Linked DNA regions of Mus musculus: region 2 is linked to region 1. Evidence: chromatin contacts called from ENCODE Hi-C or POLR2A ChIA-PET data. All regions are on one chromosome and are shown on one strand. Each heading gives the region's core, a stretch centred on a gene start or an enhancer-like site at or near the end of the contact. The rest is flanking DNA. Distances are from core to core; before and after follow the strand shown.

Region 1 (6,010 bases), core at 907-3,406:
TTGGCAGGAGGGGTCTGAGGGTCTGTGCACAGGGCTACTGCTCCTTCCTTCGAAAAAAAGGAAAGGAAAGCCATGCCTTGGGAAGCCCTGACCCTTAAGCCACCCTGTTAATGGATACGCACCATTTCAGGACACTGGGTCAGACACTTTGGAGACAGAGAACTGACCAAAAAAAAAAAAAAAAAAAAGGATGTTTTCCTGGAGGAGCCCACAGTGTGGTGGGCAGCCTGTTAGGTCATTCTAAGCCACTACAGGAAGGAAAATAGCCAAGGACAGCTTAGACCATGGGCCAACAGCCAGTGGCCAGGGAGGAGGAGACTGGTCCACGGGGAGGACAGGGCCATACCACCGTCTCACCATAACACCAGGGCAATTAGGAAGGAGACTGCAGGCAGCCTGGGAGAAGTGCCCTTGGACCTCCCTCTTCAGCTTAAGCATGATGAGCCGGCATGGTCAGCCATGCTCTATGGCAAGAACCATGGGGGAAATGATTCACACATCTGGGGCTCTTGTTCTGACCCCAACACACCTCTTATCCAGCAAGCCTACCAGGACAGCAATCTTTTGGCGGAAAAAGCCCAATTCTGAAACCTGAGGATTCAGACATTAACTGCTCTCTAATCAGATAAAGATCTCTACTGAGGAGAGATGAGCAAGCCCTGGAGGAATGAGTTCTCAGACATGAGGAAGGCAACAGAGCTGGGGTAGCTCCTACCTCCCATTCAGGGAGACTAAGGATGGCTTTCAGCTGTTTATCATCCAGGACAGGATAAAACTGGAATTAAGAAGGAAGGTAGATGTCCTGAGAGACAAACTATTGGGAGTCTTCCTCCAGGGCCTGCAGATCCAGTCTCTCTCAGAATGGACTGAGAAAGAGGAAAGCCTAGAGAGAGGAGATAATGAATGAACCCCATCACTCGGCCTTAACTGGGCAACAGGTCCTGACCACCGAGTGTCCTCATACTTGGGGGAACACTGGAAGGAGTGCGCCTGTACCCCAGGGGTGAATTTCTTCAGGAAGAGCTGGACATTGCCCATCTTGGCATCCGGAGTACAACAGTCCCCCCCCCCCCCTAATCCCACTGGGAAAGGCAAAGGCCAGCGCTCGCTGTGTTCACGGAAGAATCTTAGTTTTCAGCCCCTTTCTGGGCTTCAGACCTGCAAAGATGCCTGGACTCCAGGACCGGGTGGGAGGTGGGAGGAAGGAGAAGGGGAAGAGGAGGGGGAGAGAAAAGCTTTGTGGAGGGAAGAGTCAAGAGATCAAAGGGCAGAGGAGCTGCTGCTCCGGAGAGGGCACAAAGGCCATAAACCGGCAAAGGGAAGGGAGGGGTGCTTCTCCATGCCCGTTAGAAAAAAGGTTCCAGGATCAGGGTTGGACGGGTTGCAAAGCTGAGGACAGAGCCATTGAGGGAGGTCGTCCCTAGTCCTCGGGCCCTAACAGGAAACAGGGCAGAGTTTGGGGACTCAGATTAGTCGGTGGAGAAGCTAACAAAGGGGTTAAAATTTGAGCCCCCGTGTCAGGGACTAAGCTTATGTCAACTAGAAATACTGACTGCGAAAGGCTGAGTCCCAGCCAAGCCACCTTTGTCCCTCCCTAAATCTCCAGACCTCAGACCACCACCCCTCCTGGACACCCACGCCCGGCGCAGCACTCACCCTGTCGCTGCTGGCAGGGGGTCCGGAGTCCGGAGGGGGTGCTGGGGGGCCGGGGGTCTCGACCCGAATGAGGCGGTGCGGGGGTGAGCCGTGGCGCGGGGGCGGAGTGGGGCCAGGGACCGCAGGGGTGGAAAGGGCGGCGGACGCGGACGGGCCCCCGGAGTAGGGGTCCTCGAAGTCGCGGTCTCGCTGCAGCCGGTAGGCGGCCAGGATGTCCGGGGGCGGCGCAGGGGGCGCGGCCGGGCAGGGAGCTGGGGGGCGGTAGTCGGGCTCTGGGGGGGCGGGTTTGGCGCCCCCTCCACCGCCGCCCCCGCGAAAGCCCAGGTGCTCCCGCAGCCACTTTGCGACTCCACCGCTGCCGCCCCCTCCCGGGCCGGTCCCCGCACCCCCAGCCCCGCGGCGGGATCCCCCAGGGCCGCCCCCCGCGCTGCCCTGCGCCCTCGGCCCCGGGCCGGAGCCCGTAGGAGGAGCTCCGCTCAGTAGCATGGGGCCCTCCCAACTGAGCGAGCAGACCGCGGGCGGCGGGGGCGGGGCGAGAGGGGGCGGAGCTGCGCCGGCGGGAGGGGCGGGGCTCGTCGTCAGTGACACGAGGGGAGGAGCCCGCTGCCTAACGGGGACCCGAGGACTCTGAGAGGAGTAGATGGGATGCGGGAAGCAACTGCGCCGAGGGTGAGTCCTCCACATGTCGTTACCCGTGCTCCTGTGGGGCGCTCTCTAGTCCCATCTGCTCTTTGCACCTCCCAGTTTGTGTCAGACGCGGGAAGATGAGTCCCCAGGCACATCCTGCTCATCCTGATTCCTTTCCCCCAAACCCAAAGACCCAAACATTTTCGAAGACGCTGCTCTTCAGATGCGCCTATTACTGCCCTCACCTTGGGAGTACCGCCTACCTCTTCCTATCCCTTAACTCACACCCAAACCTAGGTTGCCTTTCTATCCAGGCAAACTTCTCACGTGGCATGCAATCAGTTCTCCAGAGACACCCATTGCTCCGATGTTTCCACACCCAACCGCCAGCTTCAAATGCTTACAACCCTCGCACAAACAATCCCCATCCACGCTTACACCGGCCCCCAGCAGGCCCACGCAGCCCTCACAGCTGCCCTGCTTTCTTGTGGAAATCCCTCAAGCTCCACCCTGGGTTTGTCAATCTGTCTGTGACAGAATAGAAACAGACAGATCAATAAATCAAGCGAGAAACAGGTCTAATGTTGTCAATCACCAGCCCCTTACCTTCTCAGGGCTCCGATGATGATGCCTAAGAGCCTGGAATTTTGTCTTAGAAAGGAAGCAGGTTCACCAGAAGTATTGTAGCCCTGAAGGCCAGCATCTCTCCCTCTCCCTCCTCCCCCTTCCTCCCCCTCCCTCCTCCCCTCCCTCTCCCCTCCTTCTCCCCTCACTTCATGGGGTATAATAGAGAAACTAAGAGGTTTACATTCCAGAATATACAGTTTAAAATACTAACTACTGATGCAACGGTGAGCATAGAGATGACAGGTTCCTGAGGATATTGTAGCTAACCCACAGGAGAAGGTCTCCTCACTCACCCAATGGGAGGGGATGGGAAAGGCAATGGACTGCCAACTCCTGGGCCAAGACCACGCCCTTGTCCTATCTTAGAAAGGGTGATAGGGGTTGTTGTCATGCAAATTAAGGGTGATGAGCGATCTGAGCACAGCCCTTGCTCTGTAGTCACCTTGCAGTCAGGCCTCCGCTCAGACTCATGGCAATCCTGTTGCTCAAGCTTTCCCAAGGCAAGTTCTGAGGTTGCAGGTGTGCGCCACCACACTACTGGTATTTGCTTAAAAAATATAAAGTGATTCTGGTGGTGGTGATGGTGGTGGTGGTGGTGGTTTGAATGAGAATGGTCCCCATACGTTTGTTAAGGATTGAGAGGTGTAGCCTGGTTGGAGGAAGTGTGGCTTTGTTGGAGTCACCGAGGGTGGTCTTTGAGGTTTCAAAAGCCCATTACAGGCCTAGTCTCCACCCACCTCCTCTCTACTTGATGCTTGTGGATCGTGATGTAAAGCTCTGAGCTACTTATTTTTCCAGCAACATGCCTGCCTGCCCGCCCGCCTGCCACCCTGCTCTCTGCCATGAAGGTAATGGACTAACCCTCTGAAACTATAAGCAAGTCCGACATTGAATTCTTTCCTTCTATAAGTTGCCTTGGTCTTGATGTCTCCTTATAGCAATAAAGCAGTGACTGACACATGATATACACCCATAATCCTAGTAATTGGGAAGTTGAAGCCACAGGATCAGGAGTTCAAGGACAATGTCTTGTTGAGTTTGAGGCCAGCCTGGGCTGCCTGAATTTTTGTCTCACAAAACAAAAACAAACCTGCAATTGCTGAGCCTGGTGGTACACCACTTCAATCCTAGCATTTTGAAGGCAGAGGCAGGAGACAAAACACTAAATGCAGTGGATATGCCTATAATCTAGCTCTCAGAGGCTATAGCAGGAGTCCCTTAATGAATTCCAATTCATCTTGGGAGTGTCTCTCAGAAACCAAAAAAGTGGGAGCTGAAGAGATGACTTAAGAGCACTTAAATGCTCTTCCAGAGGACTGACTTTGGTCCTAGCACCCACGGCAGGCAAGTCCAGCTCCAGGAGCTCCTATACCTTCTAGCTTCTGTGGAATCTTGTGTATATGTGCATGCACACGTATGCACACACACACGCACACACACACAGAGGCAAAAATACCTGCACACATAAAAATAAATAGTTTTAAAAGTTATTTTAATATAGGCTTAAAGATAAATGCTGAGAGAAAAAGAAGCTTCCAGTAGAAAAGATACACCCAAAAGCGTGAGTGTAGGCTTTAAAGTGCTGAAGAAGCAGGACGTCTCCAAGTGTGGGTCCAGGCTGTGGAAGACTCCTCGAGAGTCGTGCTCACTGCTTTTTATGTTTTTGTCTGTTTTTTCGTTTTTTTTTTTTGTTTTGTTTTTTTACAATAATCATATATAGGATTTTAGAGGGTTTTGAAGTTATGACATTCAAAGAGTTGCTAAGAGACCCAAATGAGACCACAAGGTGCTTCCTTAGGGGTCCCCAATAAGGCTATAATTGATAAGGTAAAAGTGTAGCTCACTAGGACACAGGGATGTAGGGTAACTCTACTATAGCAAAGCTAGCGGTCCTGAATGAGAGCCTACCCAAGGCCATATGCATCCAGAACTTAAGCCTGCTATTACTTCAGCATAAAATGTCTATGAATGACCAGGAGCATACAAAGGCAGGCAGGCAGAGCAGCTTTTCTGTTGGAATTTTTTAACATAAAAAAAAAAGTGTGTGTGTGTGTGTGTGTCTAGGTTAGAGTTGCTTCTCTCCTTCCACAATTCTACCCGGAACTGAACTTAGACTGTTATTGCCTCGGTGGTAGGAACTTTTAGAAGCTTCAATCAGACTCTGGAGTGAGGAAAATCTTCTGTTTTCCTATGCCGTCATATTTCTCAGTTTTTCTATACTCCCTCGAGATTTGGGTAGATGAAATGAAGAGTAAAGTGCCATTCCGATCCAGGAGGCATCAGAGAGCCAAGCAAAGGAATAGAGGTGGAGCCCAGCATGGTATGCAGACAGTAGTCACAGGGGTGAGGGGTGGCTCAGCAGCTAAGAACACCTGTTGCTTTCACAGAAGACCTGGATTCAATTCTCAGTAAGCACATGGCAGCTCACAGCTGCCTATAAACTCCAGTTCCAGGAGATCTGGTATTCTCTTCTGGCCTCTGAGGGCTCCTGCACACACATGGTGCACATATACTCAGGCACACATAGACATCCATGTAAAATAGATACATTAAACCATTTCTCAACCTGACTGTGACAGCTCTCACGTACCTTTGATCACAACATTCTAGAAGCAGAGGCAGGCAGATGTCTGAGTTTGAAGCCAGCCTGGATGAGCCTCAGACCAGCCAAAGCTACACAGGGAGATCCTATTAAAACAAAACAACAACAACAACTACTACTACTACTACTACTACTACTACTACTACTACTACTACTATTTTCAGGGGCTGAAGAGATGGTGTCGTAGTTAAGGCCACCAGCTACTCTCCAGAGACCCTGGGTTCAGATCCCAGTGCCCACACAGAAGCTTTTGACTCTTTGTGACTCTAGTTCCAGAGGACCTCATACCCTCTTCTGGCCTTGACAGGTACCAGGCATGCACATGGGGCACAGACATACATGCAAGTGAGAGACCCATATACATTTAAAAATAGAACAAAACACCACTTTTCAGGTTCTGCAGTTAAGAGCATCTGCTGCTCTTTCAAGAGAACTGAGTTTGACTCTCAAAACCCATGTCAGGAGGCTCACAGCTACGTGTAACTCTAGCTCCAGGGC
Region 2 (6,010 bases), core at 2,376-4,875, 4.6 Mb after region 1:
AAAAAAAGAGATGTTTCCCTACAATAACAATCTTTTTTTAAAAAAGATTTATTTATTTATTTATTTATTTATTTATTTATTATATATAAGTACACTGTAGCTGTCCTCAGACACCTCAGAAGAGGGCATCAGATCTCATTATGGATGGTTGTGAGCCACCATGTGGTTGCCGGGATTTGAATTCAGGACCTTCGGAAGAGCAGTCAGTGCTCTTAATCACTGAGCCATCTCTCCAGCCCCCTACAATAACAATGTTAATGTTAGAAAATAATTATTTAAAAAAATCTGTTGTGCTATTTGGTGGATATTTTTCTTTGTTTTCAGATATGAGCTCAAATGTACGACTTTTTTTCTTTTTCTTTTTCCTATTTTAAGCATACTGTTGTTTCTAAGAACAGTAGGTTTGCTTCCAACATCTCGCCTGCCAGTATATCTACAAAATGACCCATAAGCAACCTACAGGAGTCCAAGTTGTCAACCACCATTCTGACCATGCCTTCATCCCTCCTTTCTTGAGAAAGCAGCGGAGTCACGTGACACTTGGCTTTACGTTGTGCTGAGATTGTCCTTCCCTGAACTAGTAAATGTTTAAATTAGTATCACCTGGAATTGTTGTATTATACCATCAATAGCTGTTTAAAAGGAACCAAATATTTCCAGTTTAAAAAATAAAAAATAAAAAGAACACAAGATCCAGGGAAATGGGTCAGCAGTGAAAACACAAGCAGCCACAACTAACAGTATGCTGAGAAATATGGTACTGCAGAGGTAGGTTGTTGCTTATGACAGATTATAGCTGATGATATGGTTCATAAGCCTTTGACATTAGTGTGTAGGAGAAGTTTGGAGGTTTGGAGGAGCAGTCTAGAGAAAGCCTACCATGCTATAAAAAGAGCTTATCAAGGCCATTCTGGGGAGAGAACAGAATAGCGGGATGCTGCCCTCAATGCAGATAGTAAAAAAGCAGGCTCATGAATTTGCAGACGGAATGATGACTCTATCTGGAATTAGGCTAAATGCACCATGCTGTACCATTCTGGTAAAGAACTTGTCTTCATTTTGTCCAAACTCTGACCCTGTGGGAAGCTGAGTTTAAAGGACTGAAAGAGGCAATGTCCGGGTAGCACATTGTTCAGATTATCTCACACAGGTATTAATAGATATTTGTAGTTAAGATTTATGCTAAGAATCAAAAGCAAAGCCACTACAAAAATATTTGGAAATCTTATAGTTTGTTCAGAAAAGGGACATGTTTAAAGTCGCAACCAAGGGAACCTATTACCAACTTTCCAAACCTTAAAAACAAAACAAACAAACAACAACAAGACTCTTATTCCTCAGCTGGCTAGGGATTTAGCTCAGTCGAGCACTCGCCTACCATTTATGAAGCCATTTGAGCACGGTGGTTCATGCCTACAATCCCCACGCTACAGTCAGACAGTCAGACTCACTGTTATTCTTGGGGAGCTCAAGGGCAGCCAGTTTCAGACCCTGTTTGGGGGAGGCCAAGTACTTCAGGGACCATACCTAAAACAAGCTTGCTAAATAGGTCAGTGGTGGCACAAGCCTTTAAGCTCGGCTCTTAGAGGAGGCAGAGGCAGGGGGATCTCTGTGTGTTTGAAGTCAGCCTGGTCTACAGAGTGAGTTCCAGGACAGCCAGGGCTACAGAGAAAAAAAAAGTCTGAAGAAAGAATTAAGACAACAACAAAAATAGCATGCTACATAGGTAGCCGTCATTACCCTTGTATCCATGACATCCATCATTACCCAGGTATCTTCTGAGCTCTTTAATAGCAACCACAGTGTGGACTTAACACTTTGTATGTTCTGTTTGGTTTGGTTTGTTTTCTTGAGACAAGATTTCTCTCTGTAGGCTGTCCTGGAACTCTCTGTAGACCAAACCGGCTCCAAACTCAAGAGATCCACAGACCTCAGCTTCCTGAGTGCCCAAAAAATGTGGGTTTATCAAGAGTAGATGTATTACTGTGCTAAATATTGATTTACCTTGAGAAAAATTAGTGGAGCTATGGTATAAGTACGTAAACATTATTTCGTATTAATCATCTTAAGTTCCCTGAAATGAGTTAAGCTTGACAGCTAAGCTAGAGGGCCGAGACATTTACATATCCTGTGAGTTTTCTTTGGACCTAAATGACACTTGTCTGGTTATTCAGTTCCTGCTTTAAAGATACAAAGTAAAGCTACTGTGCTGTCATTCTCTCCTCAAAATACTTTTTGAATGGGTTCTCTCCGAATGCTGTCCAGCAAAGTTCCTAGAACGCCAAAGGCTACCTTAAAAAAAAAAAAAAAAAAAAAACTGTTTGGGGCTTAAACCTTCTCCATGACCTTTTCAAGCCCAGAGTGACAAAGCAGTCTTTCAGAGAAGTGATGGTTTTTAAGTAATAACTACATACACAGTTTACACAACAGTGTGCAAACAATACCGATACAAATTTCCCAACATCAAATGTCAGAAAAGAAAGTGAACAGAAACAAAATCTAAAACACTGAGAGTTAGCTTCTTGGTCACACATTGGAGCTCAAATTACTTTGATCCCGAATTTTAAAACATTATTTCAGCAAATATGGGTATGTGAGCGCATATTTGTTATTTTTTTCTCAACCAGACTTTGACCCTTTTAGACGTCAAACTATTCAAACCTCTCATTTCCCCTTTAAAGGTATTTTAAAGTATACCTATATGAAAACAAAAGCATAATACAAATCCCATAGTATAATCACATGTACCTTACATAGAAGGCACTATCTGGGAGTGAAAGGAAAGTATATAGATATTCATATGGCTATAGAGAGAAATGTATGTGAGCGCAGTCAACAAAAGAGCAGGCCAGAACGCTAACACCTGGAACCCTGTTCACACCGGCCCCTCCATCCGCCTTTTTCTAGGCAAAAGGCAGCAGTAAGATTGGGCTACACAGAGAAGCACAGAAGTGAATTCTTTGAATTAAGAAGAAAAGATGCCAGCACAGTGAAAAATTATAGAGAGGGCTCCAGGACCAAGGAGGAGGAAGCTCCCCACCCACTCCTACCCCCGCCCGCGGGTTTCTCCCAGGGGTTGGGCATTTCGCTGGATTTCGGGGGCTGGGGGCGGGTGAGGAATGCTGGGACTCAAGGACGAAGGCAGTTAACCGGGCCCGGGCAGTGGGAGAATGGGAAGCCAGGGTAGAAGGAGAGGAAGGGGGAGGTAGGGAAGGAGGAGGGATGAGGGAAATCCGGAGGAGGTTAGAGGGAAAGGAAGGGATGGAGGGGGAGGGGGAGGAAGCGGGAGGAAGGGGAGGGAAAAGCGGAGGGGAGGGGAGGGGAGTGCGGCTCTCACCAGTCCGAGCAGGCAGCTCCAGAGCAGGGCAGCCGCGGGAGCGTGCAGCGAGTGCAGCAGCCCCATCCCACGGGCGGGCAGCTAGGCTCAGGCTGCGCTGGCGGCACCCGGACCTCTAGGGTGCAGCCCCGACTTCCTCTTCCGGTCCCTCCCGCGAAACGCTAGGCCGGGACTCTGTGGGTACTGTCAGCTCCTGGCAGAGCCGTTTTAGCTGCGTAAATCCTGGGTTCTCGTTCGGTTCCCCCTAACTGCGGCCGCCGCCCATTCCAAGCCACTGGAGCTTCGGGTTTCAGTTTCCTTTCTGGCCTCTGCCACGTAGCCTCGGGGCGATCTTCGTAAATACGGAACCCAGACGAGGCTCCTCTCCACACTTGGCAGCACAAATCAAAACTCTTCCTCTGCTGCTAAGTTTACGTCACCTCACCCTGTTTTCTCTGTCCTTGGTTTCTCTACTTTCCCACCCGTTAAGATCCACAGACCCTCCAGGCGGGCAGTCTCTGGGGAATACACTCTTGGTGTTCCCTTATCACTTACTTAACACTTCCTCCCTAAAGAGGGTTTCCTAGTACACTTCATCTTAAGTACCCCTTAATTCACTTTCATGCTATGATTTATTTGTAACCTTCATAGCTTTTTTTTTCTTTTTGTTATTTATTTATTTATTTATTTATTGCTGTTGTTGTTCTTGCTTTCTTTGGAAACATCCTCGACTAGTACTGAACTCACTTTGAAGATGATGGCCTAGAACTCAGAGATCTTCCTGTATCATAGGCATAAGTCACCATGCCTGAGGTTTTGGGGGTCCCTCCCCCCATTTTCTTATACTCATCTATGTATCTCCCATGCTGCTATCCAGTTAATGGAAGGATCCCTCTTTGCTCTGTTGACTGCTGTGTCCTTACACACAGAATATCCAGTGTATACTAGGTTGTCAAATATTTGTTGGATGACTATTTAATACCAAACACTGAATAGGACAGTGTTCCTGTTATCCTAAAGGAGGGACACAGCAAGGACTACAGATGTGTGAGCAAACACTGTTACAAAGCAACCTTTCACAAGGAACTCCACAAGGATCCAAGGGAGGTAAAAATAGGGCACCAGGAAGAGAAAAAAAAAAAAAAAAAAAAAAAAAAAACACCAGCCCTAGCTGAGTATAACTGACTATTACCTTCTGTGCAAGTTAATTTCAGCTAGGCAAAGAGGAAGGAAGCATTAGTCTGAAAGCCAAGGGAGGCAACTACAGAACTACAGAACTACAGAACTGGACCTTGGCTGAAGTTAGGAGAGGGGGAGAGTGAGAAGAGGCAGAGGGTGAAATAGTTGCACAGCTTGGAACTTGAGACTTCCTCATTGGCATCTTCCTGGGGGAATTCCTGAAGGAAGCTCTCCCACAGTTCTGCGTGGGTTTTTTCTGTAGTTGTCTGTCCCCTGGCTTCCCCCTCTGGTCCAGTTTCAATCTATTTGTAACCCTACCAGCTGTAAGAACCCCCTAGACAGAAACTGCCTGTCAAGCATTGTTGCATTTACTCTCAGCCACTTTTAGAATCCTTCTAGGACACTGATGTTTAAGCTAATCTCCCCTTTCCACTGGGATCCTAGATACTTGCTCATCTGATGAGAGCAATATATCTGGATTTTAAAAACATTTCCAGATTTAATATACAGCCAAGCTTAAAAACCTTTCATTATTTAGTGTTTCAGAGTGCTGGCCTGGACCACGGCTCCTGACTGCAGTTTCAGCATCACCATCCAAACCTATTGAATCCGAGAATCAGAGAATGAGCATTCCAGAGACCTCATACTGCTACCTCAGTTTAGCTCAAATAAATCTTACTCCTGACCTTCTAAGTTGTCTCAGGGGAACATTTATACTCTTAAGAGCTTCTTGTTGGATGAGAATTCCTAAAATAGGACACGAAAAAAGGAAAAACTATACAACAATAAAATCAAATTCACTTCACCAAAATAAAAACCTCTGTTCTTTGGAAGATATGTTTTTTAAATATTTATTTGTGTGTGTACTTTCATAGACACCTACATGAGCTTATGTCTACTATGTGTGTGCAGGTGTCTACAGAGATCAAAAGAGGACACCAGATCCCAGAACTGGAGTTCTAGGTAATTATTGATTATAAGCAGCCATGTGGATGCTGGGTATTGACCCCAGGTCCATCTCCTGAAGAGCAGCCAGTGCTCTTAACCACTGAGCCATCTCTCCATCCCCTGGAAGATATTCTTAAAGGAATAAAGACCACTGTAGACTGGGAGAAGACAATCATAAAGCATCTATATATAAACAAACACACACACACACATATATAAACATATATGTATTTATATGTTCATATATATATATATATATACAGATATATAAAGAACTCTTATTATTCAACAAAAAGACCAAAAACTGGAAAAGGAGTGCACAAATTCCATGGACCTACAAGAATGGATGGAATGAAAATTATGTTGCCAAACATCGGTTACAATGTGGAGGAGCCAGAATTCTGGTGGCGATGTAAAGTAGCGCAACCAGTTTCACACACGGGCTTTTCTTGTCTAGTTAATCATACCCTACTGTACAACACAACCATTCCTTTTTTAGTGATGGACCTAAGAGAAATGAAAGCAAATGTTTGTGAAGACAGGTCCACGAAGGTCTAAGTGGCCCTG

What was found. Hi-C counts contacts between places; a loop is a spot of excess contacts on that map. ChIA-PET counts read pairs that join two places held with the same protein, here RNA polymerase II (POLR2A).
Region 2: a map of T-helper 17 cell shows a loop between it and region 1 (7-fold over the local background). The contact joins the promoter of Sppl2a here to the promoter of Shf in region 1. A Hi-C loop is called at or near these places in 1 of 37 maps with a recorded cell type or tissue (T-helper 17 cell). POLR2A ChIA-PET finds 5 or more read pairs at or near these places in 1 of 5 experiments (Patski).

What each region holds. Positions count from the first base shown.
Region 1 is chr2:122,366,991-122,373,000 of GRCm38, forward strand. It overlaps Shf (Src homology 2 domain containing F), which reads right to left and starts at 2,157. Exons shown (of 7, transcript NM_001374011.1): 1 at 1,657-2,157. The coding sequence starts at 2,142.
Region 2 is chr2:126,929,610-126,935,619 of GRCm38, forward strand. Sppl2a (signal peptide peptidase like 2A) reads right to left here and starts at 3,626. Exons shown (of 15, transcript NM_023220.2): 1 at 3,338-3,626. The coding sequence starts at 3,403.